Linked DNA regions of Homo sapiens: region 2 is linked to region 1. A link is an interaction called in ENCODE POLR2A ChIA-PET data of the cell type or tissue named here. Cell type or tissue: K562. All regions are shown on one strand. Each heading gives the region's core, and the rest is flanking DNA. Links, peaks and the distances in the headings are about the cores only.

Evidence for each region. Peaks named below come from ENCODE experiments on the same cell type or tissue, not always from the same donor. Only the 100,000 strongest peaks of a DNase experiment are listed, where the experiment ranks them.
Region 2: POLR2A ChIA-PET joins it to region 1 with 5 read pairs; 5 of 35 experiments call an interaction of 5 or more read pairs at or near these places.

Annotation. Positions count from the first base shown.
Region 1 is chr7:99,228,868-99,237,111 of GRCh38, reverse strand. No RefSeq gene overlaps it. Among named protein-coding and RNA genes, the nearest start is that of KPNA7, 25 kb to the right of the region's middle. In K562, for the core only: no CTCF peak of the experiment used is centred there; a DNase peak (open chromatin) is centred at 4,163; H3K27me3 peaks cover 357 bases.
Region 2 is chr7:99,144,761-99,153,004 of GRCh38, reverse strand. It overlaps a transcript of KPNA7 not described here. Among named protein-coding and RNA genes, the nearest start is that of SMURF1, 4.8 kb to the right of the region's middle. RefSeq lists a silencer at 1,132-1,353. In K562, for the core only: no CTCF peak of the experiment used is centred there; no DNase peak of the experiment used is centred there.

The DNA of each region.
Region 1 (8,244 bases), core at 3,171-5,670:
CAATCTTCCCACCTCAGCCTCCCAAAATGCTGGGATTACAGGCATAAGCCACTATGCTCGACTAATTTTAAAATGTTTTATAGAGATGAGGTCTCACCATGTTGCCAAGGCTGATCTCAAACTCTTGGCCTCAAGTGATTCTCCCACCTTGGCCTCCCAAAGTGCTGGGATTACTGGTTTTTGAGCCAGCGCACGCACCCAGCCAGTATTACAATACCATTCGTTTCCTTTGCAGCTCTGTGTATTTTATTTTACCTTTTTTTTTTTTTTTTTTTTTTTTGAGACGGAGTTTTCTTCTGTTGCCCAGGCTGGAGTGCAGTGCTGCAATCTTGGCTCACTACAACCTCTGTCTCCTGGGTTCAAGCAATTCTCCTGCCTTAGCCTCCTGAGTAGCTGGGAGGTGCCCGCTACCACGCCTGGCAAATTTTTTTTTTTTTTTTTTTTTTTTGTATTTTTAGTAGAGACAGGGTTTTACCATGTTGGCCAGGCTGGTTTTGAACTCCTGACCTCAAGTGATCCACCTGCCTCAGCTTCCCAAAGTGCTAGGATTACAGGCATGAGTCACCATGCCCGGCCTATTTTATTCATTTAAAAACACTAATCTGAGCGGAGTCCACAGGCTTCACCAGACATCCAGCGGTCCCTAGTACAAAATGACTGCCTGGGTCAATTATTATCTCTCCTAAAACGAGGACAGTCTGGGTCTCTCAATTCCCAAACCCCAAACAGTTTCACTGAATCCCCAGGAAGGAGGGGAACTGGAGGCTCAAGGGAACAAAGACAGAAATCAGGGGCCTCCCCAGTTCGTCTTGGGGTTGAAGAACCTTCTCGAAGTTTCAGGGAGGGTGTGGTTCTGAGCCTCTTTGCCAGCAATGCATTTCTCAAGGCCAAGGGTACAGCCTCAGCCTTTAGATGAGGGACTCCTAATTGTGCGCTGGGCCCTCGCTGTACTGCGCCTACAGTCTCTCCTGCCAACACCCCCAGTTTTTCCAAAAGAAGCTGAGTCACAACAGGCAAGCCACTGAGGCATAGCCAGGCGCTTTCTCCTCCTCTTGTCTTCCTATGGGGCCTGGCGTAGAGAGTTCTGGCTGGAACTTTTTTTCTGCGTCACCCGCCCCCGCCATCCTAGCCCGGAAAGCTCGGCTGTTGCACAGAAACAAGAAAGGAGAGGAGGTGGGCAGGGGTCTTGTGCCCTCATGGGCCAGGGACCTCTTTGGTTGTCTGGCGATACCTGTGGTCCTATTGGACAAAATGTTTCAAATTCAAGCAATAAAATATGTAGGATTACCAAGGAAATACATGACATTAAAATATAATTAATAAAATATTAAAAATGCATGATCTAGTAATAGATGTGCCTCTTTATAAATGCATCAAATAACATAATCTAGCAGCAGGTCTCACAAGTACTATAGTTTTGGAGCAGCAGTAAGAATTAATTATATTTTGAGATGTCTGCAACTACTGTAATTTGATATGAAAATACCGGTGATTGGCTGGGTGGAGGTGGCTCACGGCTGTAATTCCAGCACTTTAGGAGGCTGAGGCAGGAGGATTGCTCGAGGCCAGGAGTTCAAGACCAGCCTGAGCAACGTACCGAGACCCTGTCTCTATAAAAATTAGAAGGTTAGGCAGGCTGCTGTGGCTCACGCCTGTAATCTCAGCATTTTGGGAGGCCGAGATGGGTGGCTCACTTGAGGCCAGGAGTTCGAGACCAGCCTGGTCAACATGGCAAAAGCCCATCTTTACTAAAAATTCAAAAAAATTAGCCGAGCCTGGTGGTATGTGCCTGTAGTCCCAGCTACTCGGGAGGCTGAGGCATGAGAATCACTTCAACCTTGGAAGCAGAGGTTGCAGTGAGCCGAGATTGTGCCACTGCACTCCAGCCTGGGGGTCAGAGTGAGACTCTGTCTCAAAATAAAATAAAATAAAATTAAAATAAAATAAAATAAAATAAAATAAAATAAAATAAAATAAAATGAAATGAAATGAAATGAAATGAAATGAAATAAAATAAAAATTAGAAAGTTAGCCAGGTGTGGTGGTGTGTGCCTGTGGTTCCAGCTACTTGGGAAACTGAGGCAGGAGGATTGCTTGAACTGGGAAGGTCAAGGCTGTAATGAGCTCTGATTGTGCCTCTGCACTCTAGCCTGGGCAATGGAGCGAGACGCTGTCTCAAGAAAAGAAAAGAAAATTTAAAAATACCAGTGCCTGGCCGGGCGCGGTGGCTCACACCTGTAATCCCAGCACATTGGGAGGCCGAGATGGGTGGATCACGAGGTCAGGAGATCGAGACCATCCTGGCTAATACAGGGAAACCCCATCTCTACTAAAAATACAAAAAATTAGCCGGGCGCGATGGCACGCGCCTGTAGTCCCAGCTACTCCGGAGGCTGAGGCAGGAGAATGGCGAGAACCCGGGAGGCGGAGCTTGCAGTGAGCTGAGATTGCACCACTGTGCTCCAGCCTGGGTGATAGAACAAGACCCTGTCTAACAAGAAAAAAGAAAAGAAAAGAAAAAGAGAAATGCACGTGCCAGCAGTCAGGCGAAGACACATTCGACTTGCCACTAAAACAAAACATCGCCCACATTTGAGAACTGGGTTTCTCAATTGCTCTAATGGGGGTAGGGGAGGCAAGAAAGTTGCCTTTGTTTATACCAATTAGGCTGCTTGACTTTATTTATTTATTTATTTAGAACAGGGTCTCATTCTGTCACCCAGGCTGGAGTGCAGTGATGCAATCATAGCTCCGTGAAGCCTTGAACTCCTGGCCTCAAGCAATCCTACCACCTCGCCCTCCCAAAGTGCTGAATTTGCACGTATAAGCCGCTGTGCCAGGCCCTTGTATTTTTTGTTTGTTTGTTTGTTTGTTTTTTCAGAAGGAGTTTTGCTCTTGTCACCCAGTCTGGAGTACAGTGGCGTGATCTCAGCTCATTGCAACCTCTGCCCCTCCTGGGCTCAAGCAATTCTCCTGCTTCAGTCTCCTGAGTAGCTGGGATTACAGGCGCCCACCACCACACCCAGCTAATTTTTGTATTTTTAGTAGAGACAGGGTTTCACCATGTTGGCCAGGCTGGTCTTGATCTCCTGACCTCAAGTGATCCACCTGCCTTGGCCTCCCAAAGTGCTGGGTTTGCAGGTATAAGCCACTGTGCCAGGCCTTTGTATTGTTTTTTTAATGATGGTTCTGCCGTGAACAGCAAGCTAAGGTATCACTGCTGTTGCGTGGGCCTGGTGGTTTAGGGCACAGGCCCCTCCAGCCAGGAGCTGCCCTGAGGGACGTGCAGGTCTCTGACACCAGGTTCCATCCCTTTTAGTGGCTGCCAGCCTCCTGCTTGCTAATGACTCCCCACTTCCAGGCCTCCCTGAATGCAAAACCCCCCTGTCCCTCCAGGCAATGGCTCTTCTCGGGTATCTTTGATAACCAAGACCGACCTAAATAAATCATGAACCACAAAACATATAGACAATGTAGCTCGTGGAATGCAAAAGCTGAGACTCTTCAGAGGGAAAGATGATGGTTTGCAGACCAAGGGAAGGACAGAGTAGGGATAGAACCCATGAATCCAGCATCACGCACCAAGGAAGGCAGGTGGTGCAGGGGAAGGAGGCTGATCTGGGTTTGAATCCTGGTTTCCCCTGTCTCACTTGTGGATACATGGGAGTCCTAGCAGCTCTCCAGACTAGTCCCCTCAACTGTACATCCAGCGGGCATGCAACACAGATCACTTGGGGGAGGTTTTTGTTTTGTTTTGTTTTGTTTTTGAGACAGGGTCTGACTCTGTGGCCCAGGCTGGAGTAGAGTGGTGCGATCATAGCTCACTGCAGCCTCCAACTCCTGGGCACAAGTGATCCTCCCACCTCAGTCTCCCAAGGAGCTGAGACTACAGGTGCATGCCACCATGCCCTGCTAATTTTTAACGTTTTTGTAGGGACAGTGTCTTGCTATGTTGCCCAGGCTGGTCTTGAACTCCTGGTCTCAAGAGATCCTCCTGCCTCAGCCTCCCAAAATGCTAGGATTACAGGCATGAACCACCACACTGGGCAACTTGGAGGATTAAATGAGATGCTGTCTCTACAGCCCCTGGGGCAGGCAGGTGCTCGCAAAATGCTCATCCCCTCCCCCGCCCAGCTCAGCTCTTATCATCACCTCTACTCTCCTCCCACCAGTTCTCCTCCACTGCAAGCCCTCCCCGTTCCCATCTTCCCCAGCATCCCCTAGGTTCCTACCTGAGACCACACTGGAAGAGACTGGGTGACTGGCCGAGCCTGGCCATCCCCTTTTATACCTGCCTAACAGGTCTGGGTCAGCAAAACCTTAAAAAAGAAGAGAAGCCCTCAGGGGTCCAGGAGCTTAGCTGGCCTCTCCTTCCAGGGCCTGACTGGGCACTCCTGGGTCCCTCAGGGGGCATCTAAGACATTCGCCTTCCTCCCATTACCCTTGTGGGGAAACTGATGACCTCAACCCAGCGGTGAAGGCTGTGGGCAGAAATAGAACAGCTGGGTAATGAGTTTTCCTTTTAAAGCTACAACTGCCTTCATGGAGGGGCCGACGGTCAAGGAAGACCTGGGTTGACTCATACAGAGCCTTTGGCTTGGATGAACTGGGATAACCAATGGGTTGATGACACTGTCCCTTCCACATGTTCAGGCTGGAAGGCCCATGTTAACTTGGACTTTACTATTCTGATCACAGCCATGGGCCCCCTGCAGCCCCCATGGCCATGTAGTGTCATGGCTCAGTGCCAGCCTCAAGCCCTGAAGCCCTCGCTGTAACTCCTCTGTGGCTTCCCATGCGACATGTAGCCTTGGGCAAGTCCCCGCCCTCTCTGGCCTTGACTTTCCCATCTGTAAAGTGGGTGGCTGGGTGGGTGAACCCTAGGAGTCCTTTGTGCTGTCCTTGAGTTCAGAGATGGCCTCTGCATCTAGAGGGAGAAACTGCCTGGAGGACGTGCTTCCTGGCATCCATCATCCCCCTGTCTCCACCCTCTACATCCTCAATTCACTTTTTAAGAATTGACGTGAAATTTACATTTTTATTCACTTGATACCAAGATCATACGTTGTATAAACCTTTTATTTTTATTTTTATTTTTATTTTTTTGAGTCAGAGTCTCACTCTGTCACCCAGGCTGGAATGCAGTGGCACGATCTCAGCTCACTGCAACCTCCACCTCCCGGGTTCAAGCAATTCTCCTGCCTCAGCCTCCCAAGTAGCTGGGATTACAGGTGTGCGCCACCACACCTGGCTAATCTTTTGTATTTTTAGTAGAGACAGGGTTTCATCACGTTGGCCAGGTTGCTCTCGAACTCCTGACCTCGGGTGATCCGCCTGCCTCAGCCTCCCAAAGTGCTGGGATTACAGGTGTGAGCCACCTTGGCTGGCCTGTATAAGCCGTAAAGCTCAACTGTATGTAGTCCTATGACGAAAATGGACTAAACTCCTTCATCAATGATGCATATTTAAATGTCATTGACTTTTTTGAAAGTTATTAAATCTTAACTACGTGTAAATAAATTGAGGTGAAATTTACATAACATAAAATTAACTGCTTTAAGCCAACAATCCAGTGGCATTTAGTGCACTCAGAATGTTGTGCAACTATAGTCTCTATCTAGTTTCAGAACGTCTTCATCAGCCCAAAAGGAAGCCTACTACCCAATAAACAATTTCTCCCCTGGCTCCTGGTTACCACCAATCAGACTTCTGCCTCTGTGGCTTTACCTATTCTAAATATTTCATATGAATGGAATCACACAATGTGTAACCTTTTGCATCTGGCTTCTTTTACTTAACATAACATTTTCAAAGTTCATCCATGCTGTATCTTGTACCAACACTTCATTCCTTCTTAAGGCTGAATAATAATCTGGCCAGGTGCGGTGGCTCATGCCTGTAATCCCAGGCCGAGGCGGGCGGATCACTTGAGGTCAAGAGTTCAAAACCAGCCTGGCCAACACGGTGAAACCCCATGTCTACTAAAAATACAAAAAATTAGCCAGGCGTGGAGGTGGGCGCCTGTAATCTCAGCTACTCAGGAGGCTGAGGCAGGAGAATCGCCTGAACCTGGGAGGCCGAGGCTGCAGTGAGCCGAGGTTGTACCACTGCATTCCAACCTGGGCGACAGGGTGAGACTTTGTCTCAAAAAAAATAAATAGAATGATAATCCATTGTATGGATATACCACAATTTCTTTGTCCATTCATTCATTGATGGACATTTGGTTTGTTTCCACTGTTTGGCTATTGTGAATAATGCTGCTGTGAACATATGTGCACATATATTTTGTGAGTGCCTGTTTTGAATTCTTTTGCATATTTATCTAAGAGTGGACTTTCTAGGTCGTATGATAATTCTACATTTAGCTGTTTGAGGAACTGCCACAAGGGGTCTAATTTCTCCACATTCTCACTGACACGTATTATTTCCATTTGTAAAAATTGTAGTCATCCATGTAATCAACCTAAATGCCCATCAGTGGTAGACTGGACAAAGAAAACGTGGTACATATATACCATGGAATAGACAGGCCGGATGCAGTGACTCACGCCTGTAATCCCAGCACTTTGGGAGGCCGAGGCGGGCGGATCACGAGGTCAGAATATCGGGACCATCCTGGCTAACACGGTGAAACCCCGTCTCTACTAAAAAATACAAAAAAATTAGCCAGGCGTGGTGGCAGGCTCCTGTAGTCCCAGCTACTTGGGAGGCTGAGGCAGGAGAATGGCATGAACCAGGGAGGCAGAGCTAGCAGTGAGCCAAGATCACGCCACTGCACTCCAGCCTGGGCGACAGAGGGAGACTCCGTCTCAAAAAAAAAAAAAAAGTGAGCAAGATCATGTCCTTTGCAGTAACATGGGTGGAGCTGGAGGCCATTATCCTAAGCAAACTAACGCAGGAACAGAAAAACAAATACTGCATATTTTCATTTATAGGTGGGAGCTAAACACTGAGTCCACATAGACACAAAGAAGGAAACAATAGATACCGAGGCCTACCTGAGGGTGGAGGGCGGGAGGAGGGTGCGGTCCAAAAAATAGTACCTATGGTGCCAGGTGCGGTGACTTATTCTTGTAATCCCAGCACTTTGGGAGGCCGAGGCGGGTGGATCACTTGAGGTCAGGAGTTCGAGTCCAGCCTGACCAACATGGTGAAACCCCGTCTCTACTAAAAAAATTACAAAATTAGCCATGCATGGTGGCGCATCCCGGTAATCCCAGCTACTTGGGAGGCTGAGGCAGGAGAATCGCTTGAACCCGGGAGGCGGGGGTTGCAGTGACCTGATATGGTGCCATTGTACTTCAGCCTGGGCGACAGAGGGAGATGCCATCTCAAAAAAAAAAAAAAAAAAGTACCTATGGGGTACTATCCTTATTGCCTGGGTGACAAAATACTCTGTACACCAAACCCCCGTGACACGCAATTTACCTACGTAAGAGACTTGCACATAAACCTCTGAACCTAAAATGAAAGTTATAAATAAAAAAAAGAAATGGGATATGGTACTCCTAAATATTTAGTACGTAGTTGCTTAATAAACATGTTGATTGGACTAAAAAAAAGTCATAGTCATACTAGTGGATGTGAAGTGGCATCTCACTGTGATTTTGATTTGCATTTTCCTAATGACTGATGATGCTGAGGACTTTGCCATGTGCTTGTTGGTACTTGTTTATCTTCCTTGGAGAAATGTCTGTTTAAGTCTTTTGCCATTTATTTATTTATTTATTTTTGAGACATGATCTCACTCGGTTGCCCAGGCTGGAATGCAGTGGCACAATCATGGCTCACGGCAGCCCCTCAACCTTCCAGGCTCAAGCGATCCTCCCATCTCAGACTCCCAAGTAGCTGAGACTACTGTCAGGCACCACAGCACCTCCTTAATTTTTGTATTTTTTGTAGAGATGGGGACTTGCCGTGTTGCCCAGGCTGGTCTCGAACTCCTGGGCTCAGGCAATCCTCCTGCCTCTGCTTCCCAAAGTGCTGGGACTACAGGCACAAGCTTGGCACTGTGCTTGTCTAATTTTTGTATTTTTAGTAGAGACGGGGTTTCGCCATGTTGGACAGGCTGATCTCGAACTCCTGACCTCAGGTGATCTGCCCGCCTCAGCTTCCCAAAGTACTGGGATTACAGACGTGAGCCACCGTGTCTGGCCTTGATAATGTTCTTTGATGCACAAGAGTTAATTTTGCTGAATCCAATCTATCTATTTTTTTCTCTTGTTGTTTGTGCTTCTGGTG
Region 2 (8,244 bases), core at 4,505-7,004, 85 kb after region 1:
GGCTTGTCACAATTAACATTTAAACCTTAATTTTTGTCAATGAATTGAGAATTCAACCATAATCTATAAATTCAACTAAAGTAAGTACAGTCTTTCTTTAGTGAAAAATAAAACTGTTTTCCCATTTGATTCTGAGGACTCTCACTTATTAAAGAGAGGCACGGCAGCCCTCATCCTGCACTCAGAGAAGACATCACAGGCCTTGCTCTCTGAGCAGATTGCGATGTCTAAAATGATTATACCTCTAATTGACAACCCGAGATGAAAACTCACAGCAGAAATACATGCGGCTTGTAGAGACAGAACTGCTCAAGCCTTTTAAATAGCAAAGGTTGGGGCTGCCTTACAAGAAATAAAGTTACCAAAGATACGTCCCAAGTATATTTAAATTGGTAAGGTTCCTGAATTAACCACTGTTAATTTTTAAATCTCTTTAGAAACTGTCTAGATAAGCAGCAAAAACACCAAACATGAAGTTACTTTCCGCATATCATCCTGGTGAACCCGCCAAACACTTCCCTTTGTATGCCCATATCCAAGGCATATTGATGTCCACAGAGAAAGGGATGGTTCAGTTGGACCCTTCTGCCTCATTTTTACTTTTTTTTTTCTTTTTCTTTCCTTTTTTTCTTTTTCTTTTTTTTTTTGAGACGGAGTCTCTCTCGCTCTGTCGGGAGTGCAGTGGCACAATCTTGTCTCACGGCAACTTCTGCCTCTGGGGTTCAAGCAATTCTCCTGCCTCAGCCTCCCGTGTAACTGGGATTATAGGCACCTGCCACCACGCCTGGCTAATTTTTGTTGTTGTTGTTGTTTGTTTTTCTGAGACAGAATCTCGCTCTGTCGCCCAGGCTGGGGTGCAGTGGTGTGATCTCGGCTCACTACAACCTCTGCCTCCTGGGTTCAAGTGATATTCCTGCCTCAGCTTCCCGAGTAGCTGGGACTACAGGCGTGTGCCACCATGCCCGGCTAATTTTTTGTATTTTTAGTAGAGATGGGCTTTCACCGTGTTAGCCAGGATGATCTCAATCTCCTGACCTCTAGATCTGCCTGCCTCGGCCTCCCAAAGTGCTGGGATTACAGGCGTGAGCCACCGTGCCCAGCCTATACATTGTTTTAATGATGCATTTATGTGATGGGCTCCATGACTAGAAGTGAACCACAAAATACAGGGACTATATCTTGTTGATCTTTTAAAATTCCTTGCATGTTACCACATTGCCTGATACATAGGAGGTTCTTAATGTTTGTGGCCAGGTGCAGTGGCTCACACCTATAATCCCAGCACTTTGGGAGGCTGAGGCAGGAGGACTGCTTGAGCCCATGGGTTTGAGACCAGCCTGGGCAACATAGGGAGAACCTGTCTCTAGAAAAAAAAATTTTTTTTTTTAATTAGCCAGGCATGATGGTGCACACCTGTGATCTCAGGATTGGGAGCCTGAGGCTGGAGGATCAGTCAAGCCCAGGAAGTGGAGACTGCAGTGAGCTATGATCGCACCACTGCACTCTAGCCTGGGCAACAGGGAAAGACCCTGTCTCAAAAAAAAAACCAAAAACAAACAAACAAAACAGTTTGCTTACTATTCTACAGTACAAAGAGAGGAACAATGAATTAATATTACTAATAGTTGCATACAAATAACAAAATTGTGCTTTCTAGAATATGGTTCCTGGGAAGAAAAAAATCAAAATCTTAAAGCCATTCTATGGACTAAGTCCTAGGTAGGACTAGGTTCAGAGAAGTCCTAGGCAGATAGAGGATTGATGCAGGCTAAACAGACAGACACACAGACGGTGTTGGCTATCAGCACGATGCAGGCACCAGAAAAAAAGGGCAGGAACCTGGATTGGAGATCTCTCTCCTTGAAAAACCTTCGTCATGTTCACTAAGCAGGAATAGTAACTAATAATTACCTAGCATCCCTCCCTCACACAAACCGGATGCCGTTAAACCTCAAATTAATTTAATTTGTTTCTGTGAACGTATTTAAGTAATGAGGTACAGCTCCCCACCCCTTTCTTGGTAGTAGGGGAATCTTTGTCACATTGAACCACATACTTGGTTTTATTTTTGCACAATCAAAGTAAGATTAGAGCCTCGCCAGGACTCAGCAGAAGGATGAGTTTGATTTAAATACTCTGCAGATGCATAGGGCAATGATTTGGTTACGGGTTCTGCACAACTGTACGACTAGAGAATTGGGTCACCTCCTTGCCAGCAGGAACTATGGTGAATATTTGCAAGAGCTGGGCACTCAAATCCCATTCTTCTTGATGAGTACAAGAATGTCTGGCTGGGCGCGATGGCTCATGCCTGTAATCCCAGCAGTTTGGGAGGCTGAGGCTGGCGGATCACTTGAGGTCAGGAGTTCGAGACCAGCCTGGCTAACATGGAGAAAACCCATCTCTACTAAAAAATACAAAAATTAGCCAGGCGTAGTGGTGCATGCCTATATTCCCAACTACTCGGGAGGCTGAGGCAGGAGAATCGCTTGAACCCAGGAGGCGGAGATTGTGGTGAGCTGAGATCGCGCCATTGCACTCCAGCCTGGGCAACAAGAGTGAAACTCCGTCTCAAAAAAAAGAGAAGAATGATTCATGAAGTTTCCAGTTTGTTTAATGTCACTGCGCCTGTAATCCCAGCACTTTAGGGGGCGGCCCAGGTGGGGAGATCACTTGAGGTCAAGAGTTCAAGACCAGTCTGGCCAACATAGTGAAACCCTGTCTCTACTAAAAATATAAAAATTAGCCAGGTTTGGTGGCATGCGCCTGTAATCTCAGCTACTCAGGAGGCTGAGGTGGGAGGATTGCTTGAGCTGAGGAGATCAAGGCTTCCCTGAACTATGATTGCACCACTGCACCCCAGCCTGGGCAACAGAACAAGACCCTGTCTCAAAAACAGAAACAAAGGCCTGGTGCGGTGGCTCATGCCTGTAATCCCAGCACTTTGGGAGGCTGAGGCAGGTGGATCATATGAAGTCAGGAGTTCGAGACCAGCCTGGCCAACATGGTGAAACCCTGTCTCTACTAAAAATACAAAAATTAGCCGGGCATGGTGGCACGTGCCTGCAGTCTGTCTGAGCTACTCGGGAGGCTGAGGCAGGAGAATCGCTTGAACCCAGGAGGCGGAGGTTGCAGGTTGCACGTGAGCCGAGATCGTGCTGCTATACTCCAGCCTGGGTGTCAGAGCAAGACTCCATCTGGAAAACAACAACAACAACAAAAAACAACTTGATGCTCAGATGAAAAGCAAAAGAAGCCTAGATCCTAGACAGAGAAGATTTTAAAGGTTAATATGATCTGGCCACTGGCCTCAGAGGCACCAGCTCAGGAACAGAAATGTGCTCTCAAGAGGCATTCACTATAACTGTCCACTCCCACCAGGGACCCTCTGCACAAAATCCCAGATTTTCTCAGGATAAGAAGCTTCACTAGGAGCTTTTGGAGCCAAGGCAATCACACACATACTAATAAGAACTGCCATTTACCAAGAGCTTGCTGTATTGGAATGCTAAATCTACATTCATGATTTAAGCCTCACCAATAACTTTCAGGGAGAAGTATTATTTCCATTTTACAGATAAGCAAAGCAAGGCTTGGAGAATTTTAGTATCTTGCTTCAGCACCGGCTGGTGATATGGTGGAGGCTGGATAGAGTGTGGGCCTCCGTGGGTCATAGTCTTCCTCTTTTCAGCACACCTGCTACCTTTCAAAAGGGTTGTTATTGTCCTGGATCCTGAACACATACATGCAGGATATGCTCGACATCATTTGCTTGATAATTTCCTTTAGAAAAAATTATTGGGGCCAGGCATGGTGGTTCATGCCTGAAATCACAGCACTTTGGGAGGCAGAGGCAGGCGGATCACTTGAGGTCAGGAGTTCGAGACCAGTCTGGCCAACATGGTGAAATATCATCTCCACTAACTACTAAAAATACAAAACTTAGCTGGGTGTGATGTGGCACGCTTGTAATCCCAGCTACTCGGAAGGCTGAGGCAGGAGAATCGCTTGAATCTGGGAGGTGGAAGTTGCTGTGAGCCGAGACGGTGCCGTTGTACTCCAGCCTGGGCGACACTGCAAGACTCCGTCTCAAAAAAAAAAAAAAAAAACGGTTCTTGGGCTGAGTGCGGTGGCTCATGCCTGTAATCTTAGCCCTTTTGGGAGGCTAAAGCAGGAGGACCACTTGAGGCGACTAGCCTGGCCGACAGAGTGAGACCCTGTGTGTATAAAAAATAAAAAAATTTAGCCAGGTATGTTTGGTGGCACATGCCTGTAGTCCCAGGTACTTGGGAGACTGAGGTGGGAGGATTGCTTGAGCCCAGGAGTTCGAGGCTGAAGTCAGCCATGATGATGGCACTGCCTTCCAGCCTGGGTGACAGAGTGAGACCCTCTCTTTTAAAGAATAAATAAGGAGTTATTAATCTAGGGACTACAGGCCCTTACAGGATTCATAAATTGGTTTCAGGTGATCATAAACCCACTGAAATCAGAGGCAAATTTTGATGTGTATTTGCACATATGAATTTTTCTGGAGGAAGGAGTCCAGAGTTTCCATCAGATTGTCAAAGAGGTTTGGGACTCAGAAACTGGTTAAGAACTACTGCAGTCAGATCCAAAGACAGATTTGCCCACTGGAAAATATTTCAAATGCCCAATAACACTGACTCAGGGAACTGATACATTTCTGGGAAATAAAAGCAGTCAAATGCTACCTAGAAAGCAGGGTCAAAACTGCTCTGTGTAAAGCCATTGCAAAGAGGACACTTGAGGAGGCTCACCGAGTTCCATCTCTGTTTCAGCAGAATTGTTTGACATTTTGCATCTGTTTGTTCCAGATAGCTTTAGAAGATTGTATTTTCGAGGAATGTGATACATGATGAAAGGAAGGGAAGATGATATATCTTAAGTTCAATATGATAGCGTCTGATGATTTTTAAGTGGGCAAATGCTTTTTGTTATTTTTAATCAACTTTTTTTTTTTTTTTAAAGACATGGGGTCTCATTCTGTGATCTAGACTGGAATGCAGTGGCACAATCATAGCTCACTGCAGCCTTGCGCTACTGGGCTCAAGCCATCCTCCCACCTTGGCCTCCTGAGTAGCTGGGACTACAGACATGCACCACCTCACCCAGATAATTTTTAAATTTTTTGTAGAGATGGGGGTCTCGTTATGTTGCCCAGGCTTTTATCAAAAAAAAAAATTTTTTTTTTTGAGATAGAGTCTTGCTCTTATCGCCCAGGCTGGAGGGCAGCAGTGCAATCTCAGCTCACTGCAACCTCCGCCTCCCGGGTTCAAGAGATTCTCCTGCCTCAGCCTCCCGAGTAGCTGGGATTACAGGCGCCTGCCACTACACCCAGGTTATTTTTGTATTTTTAGTAGAGATGGGGTTTCACCATGTTGGCCAGGATGGTCTCAAACTCCTGACCTCAGGTGATCCACCCGCCTTGGTCTCCCAAAATGCTGGGATTACAGGCGTGAGCCACTGTGCCCGGACTTTTATCAACTTTTAATGGAGTAAGTTGTATGGATAGAGTATACAAGCAGCTCCATAAGTACATTTTTATTGAAAATGGTGCTGGAAAATGCCATTCACGTTCATGCCTTTGTGCAGCTGTTCCTTCTATCTATAATGCCCTTCCTCACCACTTTGCCCAGCAAACTTGAACGTTGGCTTTAAGCTCTAGATTAAGATCATCTGTGACTCGAGATGTCTCCATTTCTCTTCTTATGTAGAATTGTTCTGTCATCTATGTTCTAGCCTGCTATACACATCCCCATCACTGTATCATTGTCAGTTGCTCATGTCTGTTTCATCCAGTTAACTGACCCTCTGGAATGCTGAAGCTGTAATAGATTTATTTTGTATTCCTTGTTCCTAGCCACATAGCAGGTGGCCAATGTTTGCCGAATGAGTAAAACATGAGCTTCCAGGTAGGAAGGTCCCCTTTGTGCAGCTGTGGTGAAAGATACTATTGGGTATATCTAGCAATTTCAAATGGTCCCAGTTTATGACGGTTTGACTTACGATTTTTTGATGTTATGGTAGGAAAGCGACACACATTCAGTAGAAACCACACTTCAAATTTCGAATTTTGATTCAAAATTCTTTATAATAACTTTATCGTAAAATAGGCTTTGTGTTAGATGATTTTGCCCCACCGTATGGTAATGAAAGTGTTCTGTGCACATTTAAGGTAGGCTGGGCTAAGCTATAATGGCTGGTAGCTTAGGTGTAGTAAATGCATTTTCCGTTGTTTTTTTTTTTTTTTTTTTTTTTTTTTTTTTTTTTTTAAGACACAGTCTCGCTCTATTGCCCAGGCTGAAGTGCAGTGGCACAATCTCGCCTCACTGCAACCTCTGCCTCCCGAGTTTAAGTGATTTTTGTGCCTCAGCCTCCCGAGTAGCTGGGACTACAGGTGCACACCACCACACCCAGTTAACTTTTGTATTTTTAGTTGACAGGGTTTCACCATGTTAGCCAGGCTGGTCTCGAACTCCTGCTCGCAGGTAATCCCCCCACCTCAGCCTCCTAAAGTGCTGGGATTACAGGCATGAACCACCATGCCCGGCCTCCGCAAATGCATTTTTGACATATTTTCAACATATTATGGGTTTATCAGAATGTAACCCCATTGTACATCAAGGAGCATCTGTACTTGTTAATGAATGAACAAAATGCCTTTCAGAAACCTCCAGAAGCAACCTCCTGACTCAAAGATTAAGGAAACAGTCAAGCCAACGAAGAACCAGCCGTCGGGGCGGGGAGAAAAACAACAAAATTAAGCAATGAAAGGTTTCCAGGTCAGGAACACCTGGGGATAAGAACAGGAGCCTGCACCCAGGTAAGCAGAGAGTGATGTCTGGTTTTGTTTAGAGAGGAGACTCTTTGAATAGGGGGGAAATACTAACGGGATTGGCAGAAGAATGGGGATTACTTGGGAGCATTAGAGACTGGATGGATTAATTCAGACCCAGGCATTCACTCTCTGTGACAATCATCTACAAATGGAAACAGCTGGATTGTGGCTCTACTGCTATTGCTTAAACATTGCTTATATTCTTGGGTCTTTCTTGAGGATAACTGAAAGAGCCGCAAGGTGCCATAGAAATGACCTAGGACCATCCTTTTATTTGACAGATGTGATGCCTTGAATCCTGCCCAGGAGAGACTCTGCTTTCACTAGGGTCATCCGAGGCAGGCAGGCAGGCAGGCAGGCGGGCAGGCAGGCAGGTATGTCTAGGCGCTCTAGGTAGAAGGCTCTGTTCCGAAGACTGTGACCTTAGGACAGGCACAAGGCTGCAGGGGATGGTAGCAATGGCCCAGAGCCTACTTTCCTTGGGACACACACACACACACACACACACACAGTATTAAAAGAATTTGTTCAAGTTGATTGATGAAGAATCAAATAAAAATAAAAAAGAACTTGTACATGAAAATGGGTAGTGGGGTCTGGGAGCGGTGGCTTAGGCCTGAAATCCCAGCACTTTGGGAGGCTGAAGCGGGCAGATCACCTGAGCTCAGAAGTTTGAGACCAGCCTGGCCAAAACAGCGAAACCCCATCTCTACCAAAAATACAAAAATTAGCTGGGTGTGGTGGCTAACGCCTGTAATCCCAGCTATACAGGAGGCTGAGACACGAGAATCACTTGAACCTGGGAGGTGGAGGTTGCAGTGAGCCAAGACCGTGCCACTGCACTCCAGCCTGGGTGACAGAGTGAGACCCTGTCTCAAAAAACAACAACAACAACAACAAGGTAGTGGGTAAAAAACAAGTTTGATAAACCTAGTTTTCCCTCTTTCTAATAATACCAGTTTATTTCTATAACATGCTAACAGAGAGGAGTTTGTTTGCTGGAGAAAGCGCATAATGAGCTTTTTCTGTGTGTGTGTGTGTGTGTGTGTGTGTGTGTTTTGAGACAGTGTCTAGCTCTGTCACCCAGGCTGTAGTGCAGTGGCCTGATCATAGCTCACTGCAGCCATGAACTCTGGGGCTCAAGTGATCCTCCCACCTCAGCCTCCCAGTACCTGGGACTACAGGCGCGCACCACCATGCCCAGCTAATTTTTGTATTTTTTGTAGAGATGGAGTCTCCCTATGTTGCCCAGGCTGGCCTCAAAGTCCTGGGCTCAAGTGATCCGCCCGCCTCGGCCTCCCAAAGTGCTGGGATTACAGGCTACAGCCACCGTACCCAGCCATGAGCTTTTGGTTCTAACCTGCAACCCCGGGAGAAGGGGAAAT